Regions from separate parts of the Homo sapiens genome. Here regions 2 and 3 are each linked to region 1. The links are chromatin loops, found by intact Hi-C in ENCODE. Cell type or tissue: B cell. All regions are shown on one strand.

What was found. Peaks named below come from ENCODE experiments on the same cell type or tissue, not always from the same donor. Only the 100,000 strongest peaks of a DNase experiment are listed, where the experiment ranks them.
Region 2: a loop joins it to region 1, with 2.0 times the contacts of the local background. A loop is called at or near these places in 2 of 110 quality-filtered maps.
Region 3: it touches region 1 in a loop (1.9-fold over the local background); 3 of 110 quality-filtered maps call a loop at or near these places.

The regions. Positions count from the first base shown.
Region 1 is chr2:144,379,241-144,387,240 of GRCh38, reverse strand. ZEB2 (zinc finger E-box binding homeobox 2) reads left to right here. Exons shown (of 10, transcript NM_014795.4): 10 at 1-3,160. Among named protein-coding and RNA genes, the nearest start is that of QTMAN, 51 kb to the right of the region's middle. In B cell, no CTCF peak of the experiment used is centred here; a DNase peak (open chromatin) is centred at 4,220; H3K4me3 peaks cover 403 bases; H3K27ac peaks cover 330 bases; H3K27me3 peaks cover 454 bases.
Region 2 is chr2:144,235,246-144,243,245 of GRCh38, reverse strand. QTMAN (queuosine-tRNA mannosyltransferase) reads left to right here. Exons shown (of 12, transcript NM_001376312.2): 2 at 7,509-7,570. Among named protein-coding and RNA genes, the nearest start is that of QTMAN, 93 kb to the left of the region's middle. RefSeq lists an enhancer at 2,218-2,297 and a silencer at 3,745-3,824. In B cell, no CTCF peak of the experiment used is centred here; DNase peaks (open chromatin) are centred at 2,175, 4,815 and 4,995; H3K4me3 peaks cover 1,629 bases; H3K27ac peaks cover 3,856 bases.
Region 3 is chr2:144,179,781-144,187,780 of GRCh38, reverse strand. All of the region lies in intron 4 of QTMAN (queuosine-tRNA mannosyltransferase), which reads left to right. Among named protein-coding and RNA genes, the nearest start is that of QTMAN, 150 kb to the left of the region's middle. In B cell, no CTCF peak of the experiment used is centred here; a DNase peak (open chromatin) is centred at 3,830; H3K4me3 peaks cover 915 bases.

The DNA.
Region 1 (8,000 bases):
AAGAAGAAAAGCATCATTTTGCTATTAAATTTGCTAAAATTTTGAGTATGATATTTCCAGTTGGCAAGAACAACATATTTATATTTATTCCTTAGCCATAATACCACTTTCCTAAATTTCACAAAAGTCATTCTTTGCAACTTGAAACTCAATAGAAAGTGTGTATGTGTGTGTGTGTATATATATATATATATACACACACACACATACACAGAAAGGATGTAATGAAGATACAGTAATAGTTGAGCAGACCTTTTTAGAAAAACATGTTTTTAGCTCTATCTTCAAACTTTCTGGCAGAGGGGGTGGGGGGGGCAGGGGGAGGAGTGGCATCAAAATGCTATGCCTCCTGTTATCCACAGCCTAGAGTTTTTATATTTGGAAAGTTTAGAAAATTCTATCCTCGTTTCTCCTTCTTTGAATGGCACAAATAAATACACTACATAAATTTTTCTGGTTTGAAAGGCTCTAGGCGATAACTTTATTAATTCAACCTGAAAATATCAAGCCATTAAATTTTGTCCGGGTAGAATAAATCCCTGTGGCCTCTTTTAAAGCAATGTAGGTCTCTGTTGCCCATGGGGCATATCTGTGTCCCAATCCACAAGAGATAGGACCAACAAACAATGAATGTGCAACCTAACTCTTTCTCCTTGGAAAGAAGAAAGTGTGCACGAAGTAGAGGAGGGTGGGCAGACCCTGCCTTGCCCCTCCTGTTACCCCCTTCTCTGTCATTTGTTCCTAACTCCATTTCATAGGCAGGCTCAGAATACCTGAGTCTGAAAATATCAGGATAACACTTGTGAATTGTGACAATCACTACAATGTCCCATATCTGAGGAGTTTTTTTTAATGCTATTTATCCGCTGGACACGATTGCACATTAGGGCTGCATAATCCTCTAACTCTAGGGAAAAATAAAAACTTTTGATTTGTCTTAAGATTCTTCTCCAAGGTCGCAAACAAGAAATTCCCCTCCACAACCAAGAGATGTGCATTTTAGTAACATCAGATGTGTTCTTCTGTTTTATCAACTACTTACTCTTCCCACACGCTTAGTTCTAAATCTAACCTTTCCCCCCTCGAATAGGGGGCAGGGGAGGATGAGGAAACACTGGAACAACTGAACACCCCTGCCCATTTTCTCCAAGAGCCTTTTGTATTCTAGCATATCTGTGCAATCTTTTCTTTTTTCTTCACATGACACTGTAAGCTTAGGCCTGAAATAACTGGGAAGAGAGATGCGTATCAGAATTTCTCCGCAAGAGCTAAACAAAACATACATCTTCCTTAGCATGAATTGGACTGGGGGCGGAGTGGGAGGGCTTGGAGGAAAGGGGAAAGAAGGGACTATATTTGAATAAATATGAATAAATGTATTAGATACTTTTCACAATCAGATAACTTTTAAAAAGGTCATTTTTTATCTTTCTAATAATGTAAGCCTTAATAAAAGCAAATCTTAGTCACAAATTTGAGGAGACTGCCCAATAATAAGTTTACATGTATTTGAACTGAAAAATTGTTAACCATGCTTTTGCTCCAAGATGTGTGAGGCCATTCAGGGGCTGTAGGGCCCTGGATATACACACAAACAAGTGTGTGTATATCTGGAGCCCCACACATTGTAATAAACACAGCTGCATTTATTTGACTATGTGATCCCATGTACATGTAAAAACATTCAAACAAACACACTCAGCGGATTTATTTATTGTGCAATGGGGCAATTATTCAAATAAACATGCTCAATGCAATTATTTGAATCTCACATTGCATGTTCATCAATCATAGCACTAAAAAAAGAGGGGGAAAAAACACCAAAGAATTCACATGGGGAAAAAATATATATATGAAAACCACCTTATTATAGATTTTATAGGGCAGCTGAGGTTATGGCTCCCTTCTTAACTGTAACTCAACTATTCTGTATTCAATGACATTTGTTTCTAATGATTAATTGGTTCACTCACTTGATCATATAATAGCAAACTTTATAAACCTGTATTGTGTAGAGATGTGAAATCTCTATATTTCAAGAGCAGAAGAGTTCTTTCTAGACACCTTACATCAAGGGACACTGGTCCAATTATTATCGCTTATATAAGCACTCCTATAAATTCTGAAAAATTTTATACATGCAACAAAACATTCCTACATTTGAAGACATTAAGAAAAATCACAGGTGACTCATCTGATCATTCTATATATTAATAAATATTATGACATATATGTGAACACATCACAAATCATATTGGTGTACCAAGAGGCAATTTATGCCTCTCTTAAGTATGTACTGACATAACCTAATATACTAAAATGGGAAGGGGCTTTTAGTCACTGAAATATGCATCGTGTAACAAAGATGAAGAAAATACATGGCTTGTGCCCATCATAAAAAAAGATTCAGACTGAAGGCTTAGCTTTGGTTTTTTCAATTAAATTGTTAAACTGTGCACAGTGATTTTTTTTTAGAACTTGAGACATTTGTGATGTTGGCTGTTTAAATCTTTGTTACCTTCGCTGTGAATTGAAATTGTACATATTTAGTAAATCATGCAGACAAAACAAACTTTTTAGACAATATTTTTATTGGAGAGTTTTCTTTTCCTGTATCCATGTTAAAAAAAAAAAAGACCTCCTTTCCCAAAATAAAAATGTCAATACTAAATTTAAAGAAGTATAAAGGAATGATTGCTTCCTTTAGAGCAAAATATTTAAATAAACATGGAGATAATTGGCAACATGTTCTTTTTGGGCTAGTAGGCTGTGTCCAATTTTTTGGGTCTGATGTTTCAGAGGGCCTCTGTTTCAGGGTTGAAGATGATATATTAATCTCGGAATTAAACAAATGCTATTAAATAACAGAAATAAATCCTTCAGTCTTCATTTGTATCTGAAATGTGGAATTAGTCAGAGAAATGGCACCGAGATAATATGATGCTGAATATGCCACAAGCTAAAACTTTCTCTATTAAACGAGTCGCCTACTACCTATAATCTAGCATGACATGTTAAAATGCTCCAAAATACTGAAAATAGAAAATGAACACTACTGTTCCGATTTGGTCTTGAGATTAATATGACAAAGATTCTAATAATTTTAGTCAAAGAAAATGATGAGTAAAAAATACATGAAGATTAAAGTGATGACAAATGATCTTTTAAGTATTCTAATTGGTCTTTCTCATTCATAGCTTTGATTCCACAGAAATTGCAAATCCTGATTATCCTGATTTGTAAGTGCACCCAGTCAGCTTTCTCTCTTTCACTCCATGGAATATGCCTGTTAGATTTGGAACGAAGGATAAGCCCCCAAAATGTTAAAAATAGACTACTGCCCTGGCAGGAAATTTAGCATTGGCAAGCACAGAACTCAGAAGGAATTGATCTAACATAAGGAAACATTCAGAGAAAGATTTGTGCATTATGATCCTGTTCTGACCATTTTCAGAGCAGTCAAAGGGAAGTAAAGTGTATGTGGGTGTGCGCATGTGTGCGTGTGTGCAGGTTTGCTAAGTTTGTGTGTGTACATTTGAATAGCTGTGTTTCTTAAAAAAAATACTCAAGACATGGAAAAAGTCTGAAAAGAAGTGCTTTTCAGACATTTTACATTTTGTTATCTTACATCGAAGACATTTAAAATGTTGATACTGGAAAAATAAAAGGTTCCGAAGACAGCCTCACCAAAAAAAAACTATATAATTTATAAGATATGCCAACAACAAAATTGAGAAAATATTAAATTATCTTTACTCATTTTATGGGAAACTTAGATTTTAGTTAATGACCTTTCCTTAAACATGAAAAAATCACGTTTATTCATTCCTAAAACGGTATTATTATAGGGGGAAGAAGTACGGTTATACCCATTCTAGTTTTGTTTAAGAAAAGAGAAATACAGCCTTCAAATTACTTGAAAAAAATGTGGATGAATAAAAGAATGTAAATTTAGAAAGGAAACTCAAGAACAACCCTATGCTCACCGAAAACATTACGGTATATTTAGTGACCACAAGCAACCCAGACCTTGGTTTTTACATCTCTTCTGAAAGACACCACTTCCAACACAAACAACATTTCCCAACCCTGTAGTGCAGACCAGGATTGGTGCAGACATAAAGGGAGAACACCAACTATTGAATAACCCTCAACCACTTCCTGAGTCCTGAAACATTCTGTGGAGGTCTACCACTTCATTATTGAACATGCTTAGAAAGTGTGAGCTCATAGGTTTCCGGTTGAAGGTACATCTAAGCAAGAGGGGAAAAAGAGAAGTACTAACCACCCTGCCCAACTTGCTTTAACCCTTAACACACTAGTACTGGAGAGAAAAGTAGGCTTAGAAATAATCAGCCAAACACCCAAGTAGAGCCTTTTCTTTCCCTTTTCTGCAGAGTAAAGTGCTTTTGTATTATCAAAGACAATTCCATGACAAGGGAAGTTTCACTCACTTTAAAATAAATGTGGATGGAACCATCCACAAAATCTTCTGAGAACAAGAGTTCTAACCACAAGAGCTGCTTAATATGTACTTCCTTGACCTTTTAAATGAAAATCAGAATAATGATTTGTACAAAAACTTTCCCAGGAATTGTCATGGCCCCTCATGTCAGATACCTTCATTTACGAACTGGCCTGTGTTAACTCCTTTATGGCTTGACCAAATTATAACACACTTCGCGTCTACCTTAAAATTGTCAAAACTCATGTTCTCATTCTTCAGTAAAATTTTCATGTGAGTTTAGTAAGAAGAAAATCTTTATGTTTGTAACTTTTGGAAAAATAAAAGCAGTTAATTATTAATCTACTACCTGCATTTTATAGATGAGGAAACTGAAGTCTACAGATCCTTGAGACCACATAGGCTGTTTGTTTCCGTCCCACAATGGTCTCTAGAAAACAGTTAAGCATAGATTGTCAGAATCTCAGTCTTCTGCATCATTGTTTAGTGTTCTTTCCAACATGTCACAGTAAAACTCTTCTTCAAATGGCTATGGAAACATTAGAAGGAATGAGTTAGTTTCTCTACTTCCTACAAGAAGTTCGTTCTGGTCTACAAGAACTCTTCCATGCAAGAGTGCAATGAAAATAATCTACTTTAGAAACCCTTTGTTAACTCTAAGATGTCACATCATCATCTCAGGACTATTAATCGCTTGTGGGCTAGAGTCTGTTTTAACTAAGAGCCAGAGACATGCTCAGTTTTGAAAAATGCTCTTTAAAAATTACTAACTGCTGTTGCTACATGTTACCCACTCATTATGTTGAAGACTCTTGACAGTGCTCATGGCCATTGGAGAGTGGTGGCTCCATCCAACCTCTCTACCCACAGTTTTCAGCCTGAGCCCACTTTATGAGTCCTCAGTACCATTCTTTCTCTGCTCATGACCTTTCTGAACCCTGAATGCACTGAATGATCCTGACGTGGTCTGAGGAGGAAACAAGGCAGCAGGTGTACACAGTAAGAGGAGCAGTAGGAATTCATAAATCTGCAATGGGAAAATTGGAACAGACAGAAACAGACCAAAAGGTTAGAGTGTGAAGGAATCTTAGATGCTCTCTCATCCAAAGCCCTGGCTTTTCAAATTCTGGTGTTCTGAGGAAATAAAACCCTAGATCACTCCATAGTTACTGGCAGAGCTGGGACCAGAAGCCAGATCTCCAGTTATGGCATAGATGTTTTTATTGCTTCTATTGATACTTCTACTACTTGTATGATGCTTTCATTTTATTATATTTAGTGGGCCTACAAATAATACTAATAAATAACAATAGTTGCAACATCAATAATAGTTCAATGTACTGAGTACCTAGCGTGTGTAAGGCACAATACTAGGTACTATGGGCTACCCAAAAATGAACATGGCAGGATTACTGACCTCAGGCTTCTTACAATCTGGCAGAGGCAGACATACACAAATAAGGATAATACCAAGTTCCAAGTGCCTTAGGAAGGGACTAATGTGGAAGTCTCAACCATGTTCCCTTCTGTACCCTGCTGCTTCCTCTATTTAAACACAAAATGACACCTTTCTCTCAATAATATGTATATTAGTGAGTGATACTATATGAGAAGCACTTTGCATGTCCTGGGGATACAGCGGTGAATAGACAATATCCTCACCTTCAGGGATGTACATTCTAGTGGGGAAAGTAGAAAACAGAACCATTTTATGGATCACTTCAGATAGTGCTGTTTTGTTGCAGGTAAAAGAAGGTGATGTGATTGTAAATGAGATGGAAGTAGCGGACAGTCAGCTGGGGGTGGGTGCAGATCCACAAAAGCCCTTGAGGGCAGTGGTGATTGACTTGAGCCTGAAGGTTGTAAAGAGGTCAGCCATGGGAAGATTGTGCAGTGAGAGTTCCAGAAGAAGAAACAGCAGGTGCAAATACATGAGGCTGGAATGAGTTTGGCTTTTTTGGAGAATAAAAAGAAGGCCAGCCTAACAAAGCATGGTAGACAAGGGAGAAGGGTGGAAGATGATGTCAGAGAAGTAGAGAAAACAGTTCCCAGGTCATGGGAAGGGTTTATAGTGTGATCTAGTACTTAGGACCAACTCCACGGAATTCAGAGGATCTGGAGGAATAGAACCTCTTAGGTCCTTTGATCCAATGTCATGTTTCCATAGGCGAGAAAACAGTTTATAAATCTATGAGGTTCGCTCCGTGGGAGCCCGAGGCCTCCTGAGTTATTCTTCTCAGTGACTTGTCCAGAAATGAGCACAGCAACCTGTTTGTGGCCTATTCATAATTACCTCCCCTATAAAAAGAACAGTAACATGACATTCTATGCCCTTCTGATTTTAGAATGAGAGGAATCTCATTTTTCAGACTCACGCAAGACCACCTGCCTTGTGTCTGGTCACAGGCAGATCCGTCAGCCTGGAAAACAGAAATTGTTTGGCTCAAAGAAAGTTTGTATTTTGGAAACGAAAGCACTAGATACAGCAAACAGGACGCCACGGTGGTACGTTACCCTGGAAGCACCTTCCCCAATCAACATGTCCCAGCACTATCCCCGCAGTTGCCAGTTTGCTCCAAACAGCTGTGCTAGAATCAGGCATGAGCAAGAGCCTCGGCCATTTCCCCTTCCTCTGAACTCCTAAAAAATACAAAAACTCACAGAGCTGAGAGAGAAGCCAATAAGAAGTAAGGAACATGCAGCAGGTGGTACCATCTGTGCCCGGCTAATTCCAGCCAAAACAATCTGCTCCCTAGAGTTCCCAGTTGTGGAGAAGGGAAGAGAATCTGACAGCGGCGGAGCCAGGGGAGGGGGTGTGGGAGGGCAAGTGCCGAGGCTATTATTCTAACACTCAGCCAGTTGGAGGAAGTAGATTATTGATGCCAGTGTACTATTATCTCTCTCCTTTTCTCTTTACAACCACGGTGGGAGATTCCTCCAAAGTCTCGCTAAGCTGGCAAGTCTCAGAACCCACACCTGTGAGACAGACACGCAGGCATCACTGTGAGTCTGTCACCACTGAGGTGGGAGGGACAAACATTCTCCAGCAAGACTGGGAAGCACAGCCCACCCCAAAACGAAAAAAAACAAGAGGGAGGAAGATTATGTTTATTTTATTTTATTTTCCTAGCAACTGAATTCCCTTCCACGCTCGTGTTCACTCTTTGAAAATTATCCACTGTTTAAAATGGGCTTATAGTCCACATGCTTTCTCCCCAGGTTGGCATTTTCTGAAATAAAATTCTTTCGCTTGATGGACTTCTTTGTGAGGGACAAATCTCCTCCCGTAGTGCACTTAAAATCATGAAATGAATCAATGCGAGCAATTCAAAGATAGATCAAATTGTCTGTAGCAATAACTTTTCCTTAAAAGAGTAATAGATAGACAGGGCCCATCCTTTTCCCAGATTGAGGAGACAGCCATGATTACAGGGTCACAGACAGACCTATGTACTGAAAAAGAAAATGTTACCCAATGCAAAATTTCCACCAGCATCTTGAGGTTAAAGTGCTATCTCCATATAGTCATCTGTCA
Region 2 (8,000 bases), 140 kb after region 1:
AAATGCAGTCATCCCATTGTACCTTGCAGTTTTTCCTCAATACATAGGTAGAATCTTCCTGTGAGTTTCTGAGCGTAGTTTTTGATTAGCTCTTCAGCACAAAATGGAATGAGTGATGTGAATATTTAAAGCTTACCTCTAGATTTTATGTTTGCCTGCCTTTTTTAGCCATATGTAAGCCTAAATGTGGATTAACTGGGGTTACTCCATTTGTGAGGTGATGATTATGATGCTAGTACGGTAGTATAGGCAGAATACTCTTTTTTTTTTTTTTTTTTTTTTTTTAAGTAGAGTCTTGCTCTGTCGCCCAGGCTGGAGTGCAGTGGTGCAATTTCGGCTCACTGCAACCTCTGCCACCTGCGTTCAGGTGATTCTCATGTCTCAGCCTCCCAAAGTGCTGGGACTGCAGCCATATGCCACCAAGCCCAGCTAATTTTTATATTTTTAATAGAGACGGGGTTTTGCCATCTTGGCCAGGCTGGTCTCGAACTCCTGACCTCAAGTGATCCACCTGCCTCGGCCTCCCAAAGTGCTGGGATTACAGGCGTGAGCCACCACGCCTGGCCTCTTATATTTTATATGCATAACATTTTGGCTAGCTTATACTTCATTGACTTTCGGGAATTTCACAACAGTCATTGCTAACAATTGGTCTGTCTATAGTGGCCTTTGGAATTCCTAATAACTTTATGTTAATGTTGCATAAAACATTTGGCAGTCTGTTTCTTATGTAAAGCTGCTCCATGTGCCCTGAGTCAGAAGCTTACTTTTTATCCTTGATACCTAGCTTAATGTGATCAGTCAGTGTTGGTTGGATTAGTGGATGATTGAAAATATTATGTAATGGATATGAATAGCCCATGGAAACAGTAAAGAGTGGATCACACTTAACACTTTTAATAATAGAAGTAACTTTTTCTCCTGCTTGTTTTTTTTTCAGCATAACCCTTGGTTCATATTTTTTCTAGGATAAGTTCCTATGACTTGATTTTAACTTTATCTCTTTACTATCAGTTCATCAAAAATATTCTGTGAAAAAACATTTTATACTTTTACTGTACTAAAGTTAAGCTCTTCTTATTCTGAGTCACAATCTGGACCCATTTAACTACTTTAGCTTTATTTTCTATTGTGCTATATTCTCTAGCTGTTTTTTCTCCTCCTGTGCTGGAGAAACTTTTTACTCCTTGTTTCAGAGCAAGTCAAACTTCCACTTCCTGGTGTCATGCCTTGGTCTCTGAGCTCCAATCTCATGAATTTCTGAGTTATTTCTGTTTTCCACCTGCCAGTTAAGAATGAAATCATATGTGTCCCTATGTTTTGCAAAATGGATCTATCTCCAGCTAGCTCATAGCTTCGTTACTATGATTTCTTTCTTTCTTTTCATTTTTTTTTTTGTATTTTAATTCTTTTCTTTCTGGCATGTGGTAGAATGCTAAGTACTTTGTAGTCACATAGTAAATACTGTACACACTTACACACTAGGTAATATCTAGCTTTATAGTAACAAGATAAGCTTCCTCCTAAAGAAAGGAAGACAGAAAGAAAGATGGACAGAAAGAAAGGAAGACAAAACAGAAGAAAAGAAAGGAAAGAAGAATAAAAAAGAAAGATCAGCAAGAATATTTTGAGGAATAGGGAAAGAGCAGTAATTGTGGAATTTTAAAAACTTGAGTTTAAATTCTGATTCTGCTTACTAGTTTGTGATATTGGATGAGGTTCATCATCTTTTGGTGTAAAATGGTAATGATATCTATCTGACAAACCTGTAAGGGTTAAATTATATAATGTATATAAAGTGCTTATTGGCATACCCTGGCACACATTCGACGTTAAAGAAATGGTAGCTAACTCTTTTATTTTGCATGTGAGGGAAGAAGTTTAGAGAGCTGACCAAGGGTCATATAGCTAGTAAATTGTGGAGAGAAAATTGAAAACCAGGCCATTCTTACTCTAAAGCAGTGTTTTTCAAACATAGTGCATCTGAGAATTATCTGAAAGACTTGTTAAAACACTGGGCCCCACTCCAGAGTTTCTGGTTCACTAGGTCTGGGGTGAGGCCTGAGAATTTGCATTTCAAACATGTTTCCTGTTGCTGTTGCTGCTGCTACTGGTCCAGGGACCACACTTCGAGAACCAGTGCTTTCTGGCATATTTCTCAACCCTAGTTGCACCTAAGAAATCAAGAAATCACCCTGAGTAGTGTCTATAAATTATTGATGAAACCAGAATCTCTGGTTATGGGGCCTAAGTGTGGATTTTTAGGTTTTTGTTTTAAGCTATCCAGGGGATTCTAACGTGCAGCCAGGGTAGGAAGCACCACTCTGCTTAAGTGAGGCTCTTTGCAGTTTTTTTCTTAGAACTGGGTATTAAGTGAAGCAGCTGACCCTGCACCCTCCTGGGTGCTCAGTGAGGCAAGGCCTCAGTAGTGTGTCGTTTTTATGCTGTTATGTTTTAAAACAATTGCTTTGGCCTAGAATCCTTTTACTGTTTTAACCTGTTCTACTTGTTTGTGTGGACTGTTTGCATTTCTCCATCTTCACCCTCAGTGTATCCTGAATGCCTTCATCAATCTCTAGGGTGGATTTTATGTTAATATTTGGCAAAAGCCAGTATTTAGCAATAGTAGACTTGAAGTATAAAGTAAATAAAGGAATATATCTAGTTTTTAAAAAAGCAGTCACATTACAATTTAATGTACTTTCAGAATTCTGATTTTGTTCTTTTTTCTGAGATGCTTTGGAAACCTTACATTGTGTTTTAGAGGACCCAGTTATTGGTTAGAATAGGTAATGATAATTGTGCACCCAGAAGTGTATAAGTAAAAATGTCGTAGATTAATTGATAAAGGAGTCATTTTTTCTTTATAGGATTCAGTTGGTAAATATATACAAATCAAGGCATGAAATCATTTACTGGATAAGAGTGGGCAAAATACCACATAATTTCATTAACCTTTAAGCAATGAAATTATAAATCCCTATGCAAATGTTTAAGGTTATCATTGCCTATCACCCCTTTTGATTCCTACAGACTGTTAATTCTTCTCTGTCCTGCTGAGTCTTATTAAAACTTCTGACTGATGTACTTTTATTAAAAGGTTTAGAATTTACCAATTTAAAACACTTGCTTTACACTATTACCTCTAATTTAACTAGGCCCATTAAACTGCATTTTGCAAAGGGAAGAAGTCAATTGCTGTTTCTTTAAAAAATAATAAATTGAAATGAATTTTAAACTCTGCTTAGCGGTGAGCAACTGCTATATACTACTAGGCCTTTTGATAGCTGATTTGTTCCTTTAGTATGCAAATTTTAGGTTTACAGAGATCTAATGCTTTTATTTAGGAAATATGCCCAGAGGCTAGATTGGTAGGCTTTAGGGAGATAACTAGTTTGGTGTGAAATAAATAGTTGTTAAAGGATCACATGAATTGGGTCCCAGAAGATGAAGAGTAGACTGAGACAGATTGAGGAAAACTGACTGTACTTCATTTCATTTGGCTATAAATATCACTGAATTAAAAATGAAGACAATGAATGATGGCAATACAAAGCAAATTAATGAAAATAAGCCATTTTTTTGTGGGTTTTCTGAAAAGTTCTGTCTTCTGAGCAGTTTAAAGAAAAGGGCTGGGTACACCCCTAACCAAAGAAGCTTAGTTCACATCATTCTGGGAGGCCAGCCTTTTGAGAGATTGTAGCTTTAGCAGGGAGGAAGGAATGGGTCAACTCCCCTCCCACCCCCCACCAGTCAAAGTCAGCAGCATCACTTCTGGTTAGTGAGATGACAGATGTCATAGAAAACCTTACATTCAAAACAAGAGGACTCACGGATGCTAGCTTAGGTTGGCAATTGTAGATATTCTGGCTTGCAAGTGTTAAACAAATAATAATGAACTTTTAGCTTTGGGAAGTTAGTTTTAAGAGGTTATACACTTGTTTTGTAGCATTGCTCTTTTGGAATCTCTGACTTCCAAACATTTATTTTTCCTTAAATAACTGAAAATAATGAAATACGTTTCTATATTGATAGCTTGTAGCATCCACTTTTCTTTTTTTTTTCTTTTTTTTCTTTTCTTTTTTTTAACAGTGCGTATATCTGTCTTTTTGGTTGTCTAAGCAGTTAGGCCCTCAAGAAATAGAATATTCGAATAGCCTTAGCATTTGAAATGGTCTCTGTATGCCTATTTGTTGTATGTCTCTGGTGGCAGAAGTGCAGAGGGCATGGGTGATGATGATGTGTGAAGGTGGGATGCTAGATTCTTTCATTGAGGCTGGAGGTTTATAATCTTGTTATCATTAAAGTTTCAAAGAGGTGTGGTGGGTAGGAGTGCCAATGCCACAGTCTAGTAGAGTGAGGAATGAGAATAAGTAATTGGTTCTTGCCAGCCTTAGCAATAGTGGTTTTGGTAGAGTGATGGCTAAGGAAGCCAAGTTATGGTAATTCAAGCATTGAATGGAAGTTGAAGCAAAAACAACGAGCTTATATTATTATTTTTTCATGGGGATAGTTGGTAGGGTTGGAAGAACTGTGTTATTGATGAAGGAGAAGAAAGCAGTGGAGAAGAAAGGGAGAAACCAGATAGTGCACGTTCCTAGAAACAGCATAAATGAATAGGATTCATTGTACAGGTAGAGGGTTTCATAATGGAAAAGAGGGTCAACCATGAGATAGGAATGAAAGTGTTATGAGACAGGAGAATTTTCATATGTAGAGTGGGTTCTTAGTTGCAGGCAACAGCTAGTTTGAGTTGCATACAGAGATGTATCACATGCTACTTAATTTGCAGAAGTGCCAAGGAACCAAAGTTGACTGTGAATAGCTAGGAACAGCACAAGCCATGAGAAACACCCCATGATACTATTCTAGTAGAAAACTCCACTGCCATTTGCTACTTAGAGTCTATGAGACTAGGGATCATTTAGTAGCATATCTACATAGTTGTTTCAGAAGAACAAAATGCCTTCACTACAAAATTTGATCTCATTTGTAGTTGGCTACTTCCTTGATTTGCTCATTTCTGCTTTCTAAATTTTGAATGGATTTGGTTGAACCTGGGTTCCCTGTGGAAGGCGTGATGCAAGAGCATCTGAGAAATGTTTTTAGCTTGAGCTTTGTGAATACAGGAAGTTAGAGTGCATGCTAGAAAGGGATTGGAGTGCAGCCTGGGTAATTCTGGCTCTTGGTCTTTCATAAGCTGCAATCAAGATGTCAGCCAGAGTGACAGTCATTTGAAAGTTAGACTAGCCTGGAGGATCTGCTTAGAAAATGGCTCTCTCACATGGCTGTTATGTTGATTCTGGCTATTTGGCAAGATGCCTTGTGTACCTTTCCCTAGGATGGCTTGAGTGTCCTCACAACGTGGCAGCTGGCAGCTGGCTTCCCCCAGGAAGATCCAAGAGAGTAAGGAAGAAGCTGTAATATCTTTTAGGACAGACACTGTCACTTTCACTGCATTCTGTTGATCACTCAGACCAACCCTGGTATGAGCAAAGGGATTACACAAAGGCATGAATTCCTTGAGGTGAGGATTATTGGGGGCTGTCTTGGAGGCTGGCTACCTGTACCCTCTTCTCCCCTTTCTTTGACAGCACAAGTTGATCGGATTTATCTGTGGAAGCAAAAAATGAAATTCTTTTAATAGAATGGAACTTGACAAGAATTTGGATAGAACGTGGTTCTTTATATTAAGGGTACACAGTGTGCAGTATTGTCAGCCAGGTTTTAAAGAGATAACGAAACGCTGTTCATTTACTTGTTGTCAGGTTTATATTCTACAAGCAGAGCTTGTATCGTAACATTATCATTCAATCTAGGTATATGTATTTTGAAGTGTAGAGATAATGAGGTAGTGATACTGTCTTCTAGAATAGCTACTCTGTCTTCATCTCTGAAATTCACAGGTCTGGCTAGCTGTCCCTAACGTCATTTCCTGGTCTCAACTCTTTAAGACCCTGACATACTCTGAGATTGGAGTGAAGATTTCTGTGACATGCTGGGTGGGTATAGGCTGCTGTCTCATGTCTTGGTCACATCTTATTGTTTATTTTTTCATATCATGTATCACAAATTGAAATATTGCTGATATACTTGTTTGTCACCCTGCATCCTTCTCCCATTCCCCAAAGTAAAGCTTCAGCAGAATAGGGCTTTGTTGACCTGTTCACTGCTGAGTCCTCAGCACTGAGTGCAGTGCGTGGTAAATGCCCAGAAGGTGATTGTCTAAATATGTTATTTTTTGAGAATATATACGACATGATTATTATTTGAAACAGGACACCACAAAAGGTAATTTTTCCCTTCTTCTACTTGATTTCTGTCTTTTCAGCCTTTTTCTTATACCCCACCCCTTTTTTTTGGTGGCATCTCAGTTCAGGATGTTCTCTGTGGCTGTGAATGCTTTCCCATCTTGTTCACAGTTGGTACCTGGAAGGTTCTCTAACCTTGTTTCTTTCTGATGTAGCCTATTCTGACTCTGGGATTACTATTTAAAGTAATTCTTTTAAGAGATATGTTTGGCTAATTCTGTAATTTTTTTGTTATGTAGACTGTTTGGGAGCCACATTTCCTATTGATTTGATCACACCTTATTTTTTCCTTGTCATAAATGGTCCTTTTTGGATGAGTTACTGTGTGAGTTCTGACCCTGTCAGAATTGATATTCTTAGGAATCCTGACTTTAATATACACAGAACAGGAAAAGTTTCCTTGTCATAAATGGTCCTTTTTGGATGAGTTACTGTGTGAGTTCTGACCCTGTCAGAATTGATATTCTTAGGAATCCTGACTTTAATATACACAGAACAGGAAAAGTCATGATAGGCACCCTTGGGTATATATGGTAACATGTTAGTTCTCTTCAAGACTGTGCATGGCTTACAGGGATCACAGGACTGTGTGAGTTAAGCAACAGTTTAAACCTGATGTATTGCTCTCCCAGAAAGTAGTATTCTTAAGGTATTTACCCCAGATCTGCAAGTGTCTGTGTTTCTCTGGGAGGGAACCCCCAAACCTGGAATGCTCATCCATATGCATTCCAACCTGCCTCTGAGATGTTAGGCAAGCCTCAGCAGAGGTTCTTGACAGTTTTTTGGACTATAGACCTTTTGGCAAATCTGACAAACTATTGACCTTCTCCCAGAGATACTTATTTACATAAACCCACAAATTTTACATATATCATTCAGGAGTGCATAGATTCCTGAAGGCCATCCAGTGACCAAGGTTAAACACCTCTAATCTGAATAGTAATAATAATAATAATTATTATTATTACTGAGTTACAGATGATTTGGAAAATCTCTGGAGAGACTGAAAATCTCTTATTAATTAAGAATAACCTTAGAAGCACTCAGAAAATTTCTGTTCTTGCACGTTCTTCTCCCATCTTGGAATATCCAAGAGCCAGACTAGATCATCCGAATCAGCTCTTGACCAGCTCAAGATTGAGAATTCAGGCTGGGTTTATTTTGAAGTTACTAACTATGTCTTTTGTGATCTTACAGGTATCTCTGCATTAGCCAGATTGGACATATGTAAAGGGACATCAGTATATCTGGATCATCAGGTAAGCAGATGGGACTTCATTTTTATATCTCCATCAATTCCGTCCTGTGGCAATATGCGGGCATTTTCTATCATGTCTTGTTTACTGCAGTGTGGGTCAGTAAGATGATTGATATTTCTAAAGAGAAGGAAGCAGCCTTTTTTAAGTTTCACCAGATTATTTCCCTGCTGCTTAAAGTCAGATTTCTTCATTTTTATCTCATTATTATTTCATGTATTCATACATCTATAGTAGATAATAATTCTCTACTTTTCTTTTAATGTATATTCTTTGGAGAGTTGTGGACAGCTCTCATATTGTTCCTTGGTTGTCAGCCAAGTTATAGACATTTAACTCCTTTAATCTTTCTTTGTAATTGAGTTAGCTTGGCTGCCTTTTCCAGATTTTCCCCTCGTTTTATGGTACCATTAATAAACAGAAAATCAGTCTA
Region 3 (8,000 bases), 200 kb after region 1:
GGGGGATACATTTCAACCCACTACATCATCATCATCCCAGAATTCAGTGTAATATGCCTGTCATTTTCTGTGCCTTCAGTTTTTGTTGTTACCGTTAAATAAAGGACTCTGTCTGGTATCATCATGTATAAATAATAAGCTGTAAAATAGTCATTAATTCTGAAACCAGAAGACGCTGTAAGATATTTTATCTTCAGTTTGTCAATAAGGCAATTGTTAGGGTTTGAGTTTGTACCCATCAAAACTCATGTTGAAATTAGATCCCCAATGTGGTAGCGTGGAAAGTGGGCCTCAGTGGGAGGTGTTTAGGTCATGGGGCTGGATGGCTCATGAGTAGCTTGGTGCCATATTGGAGTAAGTGAGTTCTGGCTCTCGCAAGACTGGATTAGTTCCTGTGGAAATGAATTAGTTTTGGAAAGAGCAGGTTGTTAAAAGGCCAGGATGCTTCTTCGGTTTTATTTCTTCACTCGTGTCTGATTCTTCTTTGACCTCAGCCATGTTATGTCACCAGAAGCCAGGGCCATGCCCTTATATTTTCTAGCTTGCAGAACCATGAGCTAAATAAACTTCTGTTCTTTAAAAATTATTCAGTCTCAGGTATTCTGTTACAGCAACAAAAAACAGACAAGACAACCACAAAGTGGTATCAGTGACTTGACAATAATCACGTAGATGATTGTCCACAGAGTAGTATGAATAAGGTGTTATTTGTCTGCTATTATATAATATTTTCTGTGATGTCACTTTGTTTTTTCTTATTAAGATTAAGCATCTTAAGATATTAATACCTGACACTAAGATGACATGACAAATATTAACACAGTTATGGCTTTAGAGTTATTCTAATCAAACTGCTGTCATTTTGCAGCTGAGGAAAGGGAGGTCTTGAGAGGTTAAGTGAGTTACTGAAAAGGAGAGTTAGGTGATGACATTTCTGGGTGGATTTTGAGTGTTTGGTATTGAATTCTATAACATGAACCTAATGTGGCAAATTTGATATTACCTAGAGGACACTGAAGAAAATCAATAACAGGTTTGAAAATAAATACTGAAAGAATTTGAAATAATTTAAACACAAAAGTAAAGGATGACTAAATTAATAATATTTTTCTCTTACCACTGAAGGCAAATAGAAACAGGCTCAATCATCAAGCAGATTCTGCTTTGTTTTTCAGCTAGAAAGTGTGACAGTGGGACTGTTGAGAATTGTCATGGAGAATTTGAAGAGGAATGAACTCTTATCCAAAACAAAACGAAAATAAAACCCACATACATCTATGTATTAGTTTTGTCTTACCTGGAAATTTCAAATTTTAAAAAACCCATTAGTTTGCATATTTATTTCCAGTCTACATTATTACTTCCTCCTCAGAATGCAAATCTAATTTACAGGGAGGGACTTCCACCCTCTACAACATAATCTCTGAAATCTTTGAACTTGTGGCTCTTCAGTGCCTGATTTTTATATCTGTTTCTCTTATAAAACAGGGCATGATGTAACTAATGGCTTTCAAATCTCTGACCTTCAGATTGTAGCATAATATTCCTACCTCAGACTTCCTATAGATGGATTAAGGTGTGTACCTCTAATAGGATCCTTGATATCTTTCAAGAGATGAAGGCAGAAGGAGAAACTCAGTATTCCTAGTAGATATATTGACCCATACTCTTCTGGGCATTGTCCTGGCTTCAGTTACCTGATGGACTGTCTAGCTGTAAATGAATACCATGTCTCAACTGATCTGAATCATCCTGTTGGGTAGCTTCTGCACTGACTTTTCTTCATTTGCCAGTTGCTCTGTTATTATACAGGCAAACATACATTGCCTGCCTGCCATTTGTGTACGACTTTATAATCTTTTCTACAAACTATCTTTCCTATGTCTATAGCTTTCCTTTTTGACAAATTTAAGCAATTTCTGCTCATTGATTTTTGTTTTATTTTGTTTAAAAATAATCTAACTTCTTTTCTCCTACAGACTTTTACAAGCTATCTAAAAACAAAACAGAAAACAGCTAACTCCTGCTTGCTAGTGGCTGTACATCCAATTGCCTTCCTTGGCTTGGAAAGGAAGACAGTTGTCACTCAGAAAGTCCTGTTGCATCTCGTCAGAAATTCTTAACCAGCCCTTGTTTAAAATTTCAAGGCAGTAGCTCTCGAGACTTCAAAGAAGATTATGGTTACTAGTACTCTTTCTGGTTATCAAACATGGTAATCTTTGCCTATATTTAGGATAAATTAAGGAAGAAGTAGACGTTGATGAATTAATATGGGCCAATTCAAAATAACAAGTGCATCAGCTTTCCAGCTGGTGCGTCCAATGGAACGTTAGAGAACCTCTGCATTACTGAAATCTACTTCTTAGAGGGTAGCATTGAGTTGCTGTTAAAATCATAACTAACTAAGAGTTATGCAGACCCACAGTAGATGACTGTGAAACATAGGAGAACAGATCCTTGTATGGCCTAATGTAGTTACCCTCAGTGTTGCCATTTAGTAGCTATAAGGTTTTGGAGAAATTGCTTAACTTTTCTGAGCTTCAGTTTTCTTGTCTTTTAAAATGGGACTAATAATACCTACCTTACAGTATTATTGTGAAGGTGAAGTTAATCCAAATGAGATAATATATTTTTGGAGCCTGACATAGTGGCTGGCACAATGTGAGTGCCTCATAAATAGTGCAATATTTTTTCTGTTTGTATAGCACTGTGTAATTTTCTCACATACCGTATCATTTGATCTTTCAAATTAAGAAGTGGTCAGGAAAGATGGTAAGAGTTTGGTAATAGCACCTTTTTTACAGTTGAAAAAGCTAAGTTTCAGAGTGGTAAGTCCCGTATCATATAGCTATTTACGGTTAGGTTTTCTGATTCCTCATCTAGAGCATTAGACTTTTCCCTCCTTTATTTAAACTCTTATTTTTAAAATTTACTTATTTAAGCTTCTAACTATATAGGTATATGGAGTTATACCTATATAGGGAGCCAGTGCTTTAATAGAATTCCTGATGCCCTCATCCCTGTATGCAAATGAAATAACAGATACTTAAAGGGCTTTGGAAAATAATTTTAAGTGCTAAGGAAACATAAAATTGAATGATTTTTTTGGTTAATTTATTATATTTAGTCCCTTCTGTAATTGGTAGTAAATTGGAAGCATCTAAAAAAAATCATTTCCAAAAAGGAAAAGAAATACTTCCTATAGCCATTTTTCCACTCTCATTACTGTATTAACCGTGTTCAAATATTCTTTTAATAGAAAATTCCATATTGTTTCTAAGCCTTTTGTTGAAGAATTCCTAAGCATTATAGCTCCTTATTTTTTTGTTGGAGGAACTAATTTTATTAACGTGGCAATGAAACTGACACTTAAGGAATTATGAGCAAATATTGTAGCATTTGCTAGATTATCTTTCTTTTAAGCTCTCTAAAAGAAAATATTTCTCATAATTGTTAACACTTGTAGAAAATCTTGTGAAAAAAATAGATGGAAAGTATTCCACTCTTCTGCCATACCTGGCTATTAAAAAAAGAAGGATTGGCCCACTTATATTCAGTATAGTGCATGTTTGACTTGCTCTACCTCCATGTACTTCCCTCAGTGTAAAGAACTTAGGCAGGTGTTATTAATAAAAAAAAATAATAAAAAACTCCTATTTTAAATAAGGATGCTATTCTCCCAGCTTTGAAGCTCACACATACTCTCTAACTTATCCCAGCTTTTGCTCATCTGGTCTTTAAATGTCTCCTTTCATGTGGTCAGCCCACGAGCCGTGCGTATTGCCGCTCAATCACGCCACTGTACGTAGCCATCATGAGGGTGGTTTGCATGATTTGCATTTCCTGTACTGTTTGAGCTTCAATGAGCTCTAAGCGCCACGTATGAGGAAACCACTGCCAAGTAATGCAATGATTTTAGTCAAACCAGATGAGTGTGTGCTAGAGTCAGGCTACCAAGTTGGTTGGGGGTGGGGAGGTGTTGTTAGGATATCCTGTTAAAAAAGGATTCTTCAAGATGTCCGCACATGCAGGATGTGAATTCCTTAACAAATCTGGCCATGTAATGTAAGAAAGTTACATTTGGGAAGATAAGACTAAAAGGCTAGATGAATAACCGTGTATATGTTGCTCTTAAAAAATTCAGCCCTATAGATTTTAGTATGATGCTTTAATGTGATTATTTATTGTGACAATAATAGATTTTGATGACATTAAATTTCTAGCCATATAGAATGAAATTTAGTCAGAATTAAATTAAATACATTGATTACATGTCCCCTTGTCCTGTAAAAGAAAGCTTGTATTTTATTAAAAAATGATTGATGAAAACTGTTGGACAAGTATTACAGAAATGGCATAGTAGTGGGCCAATGAATAGCTACTAAAGTGGAGAAGGAAAAAAAACATGTACCAGATACTAGTCTTCATGAAAAACATAGACAGATGGGGAGACAGACCTATATGATGCCACAAATAGATGAATATCTTGTAAGGATTTCAAACAAATGTTGAAAGATCCAGTGAAATTTTAAAAGTTGGTTTAAAAGTATATCTTATGCTTATAAACATAGTGTATTTATTCTGCTCACCTGAAACCCAACCTCTAAATTGTTAATAAAATATTGTATCAATATTAACCAAAAAGAGTGTAGGCTGAAACTATATCTAAACTCAGAAATATTAAAATGAATCTCACTAATAAGAGGGACTAATTTTTCTTAGGCTTCTTAGACTCAGATATGATATTATAATGCTTACAAGAAAACCTTCTATAGAAATCTTTTAAAGTATTGCTTAATAATTGTTTCAAATATTTCCTGTTCTTATGTATGGACAATTGAAGAATATTCTCTTTTCTCATATTTTATATATATATATAATATATATATATATAAAATATATATATAATATATATATATTATATATAAAATATATATATAATATATATATATTATATATATAATATATATATTATATATATAATATATATATATAATGTACCTGATAACTTGCTGTGGATGCTACTCAATAGTCTTTAGTACTAGTTCACCTGATTACAGCCTACTAACTAATCAGTGCCTATCAGGCATGCCCTGCAGCACTTTTAAGGTATTCCTTTTTTTTTTTTTTTTTTTTTGAGACGGAGTCTCACTGTGTTGTCCAGCCTGGAGTGCAATGGTGCGATCTTGGCTCACTGCAAACTCCGCCTCCCTGGTTCAAGTGATTCTCCTGCCTCAGCCTCCCAAGTAGGTGGGATTACAGATGTGCACCGCCATGCCTGACTAATTTCTTTTGTATTTTTAGTAGAGACAGAGTTTCACCATGTTGGCCAGGCTGGTCTTGTACTCTTGACCTCAGATGATCCACACACTTCGGCCTCCCAAAGTGCTGGGATTACAGGCTTGAGCCACAATGCCCGTCCACTTCTAAGGTATTCTAAAGAGGAAGCTTTTAAGTCACACATACCTACTGAGGAAATTGTTCTATAATTATCTATTTTAAGAAAAGGTAGACAATTTATATGGATTAAAAAACTATGTATTATTATATCTACACTAAAATGGTTTTGCATGTTGAATGTACCATGTAGTCAATTTAAGTCTGAGAATATTTTTCATTGTGCTGTGGACTGAAATGTTAAAGGCCAGTTTTTACTTTTTTTTTATTCTCTTTTATTTCCTAGTTTCCACTTTTAACATTTATTGAATTTTAATGTATGACTTAACCCTTACATAATGCTAAGTTTGGCACTTTTGGGTTGTTGCTAGCTTATCTGCCATGGGAGATCTTGGGCCACAGAGCGCTTTTTTCAGAGTCTGAATTTGAAGGAGGGCATATTTGACCCACAGAGCTCTTCATGTGTTTAATTGGATATGTTCACTAATGCTATTAGAATGTTGCATTTTAAATAATGTAATGTCATAACTGTCACATAAGTTATTTTTTATTTATTGATTGATTTTTATTTTTGAGATAGGGTGTCACTCTGTTGCCCAGGCTAGAGTGCAGTGGCATGATCTAAGCTCACTGCGGCCTCCATCTCCCGGGCTCAACTGATCCTCCTTCCTCAGCCTCCCAAGAAGCTGACACTACAGGCATGCACCACCACACCCAGCTCATTTTTGTATTTTTAGCGGAGATGAAGTTTCACCATGTTGCCCAGGTTCTCGAACTCCTGGGCTCAAAGTGATTCACACACCTCAGTATTTCAAAGTGCTGAGATTACAGGCATGAGACACCATGCCTGGCCAAGTTATTAAAATTATTATTTCTTACCAGTTAAATTAGTTTTAAGAACATTGAGCTTATTAGTGATCTTAGTTTTATGTAAATACATTTGAATAATGAATAATATTGTACCAACTTTTCTTTGAACATTTTTCTTGGTTACTTAGTTCCTAAAAAACTAGTATTTGAATCTAAAACTAAATTGTATTTTTAGATGCTTAATCCCGTGGGGGAAAGGAACACATTTTGCATTAGTTGTCTTTAATTTATTAAATAATTCTGTAATGCACTGTGTGCATAGATCATGAAAACCACTGGCACATATTTTTCTGACTTCACAACATAAGCTGGACTCCTGTTGCAGTCCCAGCAAATGTGTTTATAAAGATTCCAGCAGTAATAGTCTTGTGACTAAATAAGAAACAGAAGCTAAAGCTTAGAGCCAAACAGATACCTATCTGTTTCCTTGAGTTTAATCTGATTAAAACATGGGTCTCAAAAACATTAAATACAATGTCATGTCAGAGAGGTGGTATATGATAAATATAGCTCATGACAGGAAATGGTTATTAAATCAGTATTACTAGTGAATCTGTTATGGAAATTTCCCTTTAATTTAGTTTAAGTTCCCCCATTTGTCACCTCCAGTACATCACTATAGTTTTCTGTTTTAATGATAAATATGTTATTTTCTGTTGAATGAAAGACAATTTTTCTACTTTATCATACATTTGCTATCACTGATCAAACACTTCATACATGAACTACCTCCTCACTTTAACTAGGAAAACCAATATACGGACTAAAAGAGAATCCATACTAGTCATTGGCCAATGGGACCTAAATACAACAAACTTAAAGGCAGCAGCCACCTGGCCCTTATCAAAGGTACAAGCAGTTTTTTAAAAATGTGAAACACATCAACTTGATCAAACTTAAAATTATTGGATTTAAAATTGTAATTATTTGACACAAAAATTTTGAGAACTTCCTATTTAGCTTCATCAAAAATACCATCTTTACTGTTTGAGGAAATAGGGAAAAAGTGTTAGTAAGTATAATACACATATATTGGTAGCTAAACTCTGAATACTCTAATTTTTTTTAACAGTTCAGAAAGCATTTTTTAAAGGAGAAATATTTTTACAAAGCAAGAAGATTATTTGGCTGACTTACATTAATGAAACATTTTGGCACATGTGAAAGATTTCATCGAGCTATTACAACCACTCCCAAAAAATCTTGGTTTCCATTTAAAATGTCACCAATGTGGAAAAAATACCATCAATCAAATTGCGTATCTTTTAACTGAAGAGGAAAAAAAAAGTAAAGAAAAAATGAAACAAACAGTGAGCGTTCAGTGCATTTTTGGCTTCCCTTAAGGAATTCTGACTTAGGTATGGTCATTTATCTGTGGCCTTAAGATTACCTGTTTTTTCTGTTTGTTCCACTGTATGTTTTCATCTTCATTGGAATACATCTACTGAGTAATGTTCCTAACTTCATGCTCCACTAGCCAAACACTGGGAATGTTACAGTTCTTGTGAATGAGAACAGTAAAAGAAATTATTTTCCCAAAGAAACATAGGGATACACCTTTACAACAACAAACTACAAAATTCCATATGACATTATTCTTCTTGCTTTAAAATTATTCTTAAGAACTTGGTAGAAACAAAGACCTTCTTCACAGGAAACTTAAGTACTAAGTCCATCTTAGGAGTTTTATCCAGGAAACCTGTATGCAAGTTGCAGAAACAGCACTGAGACCC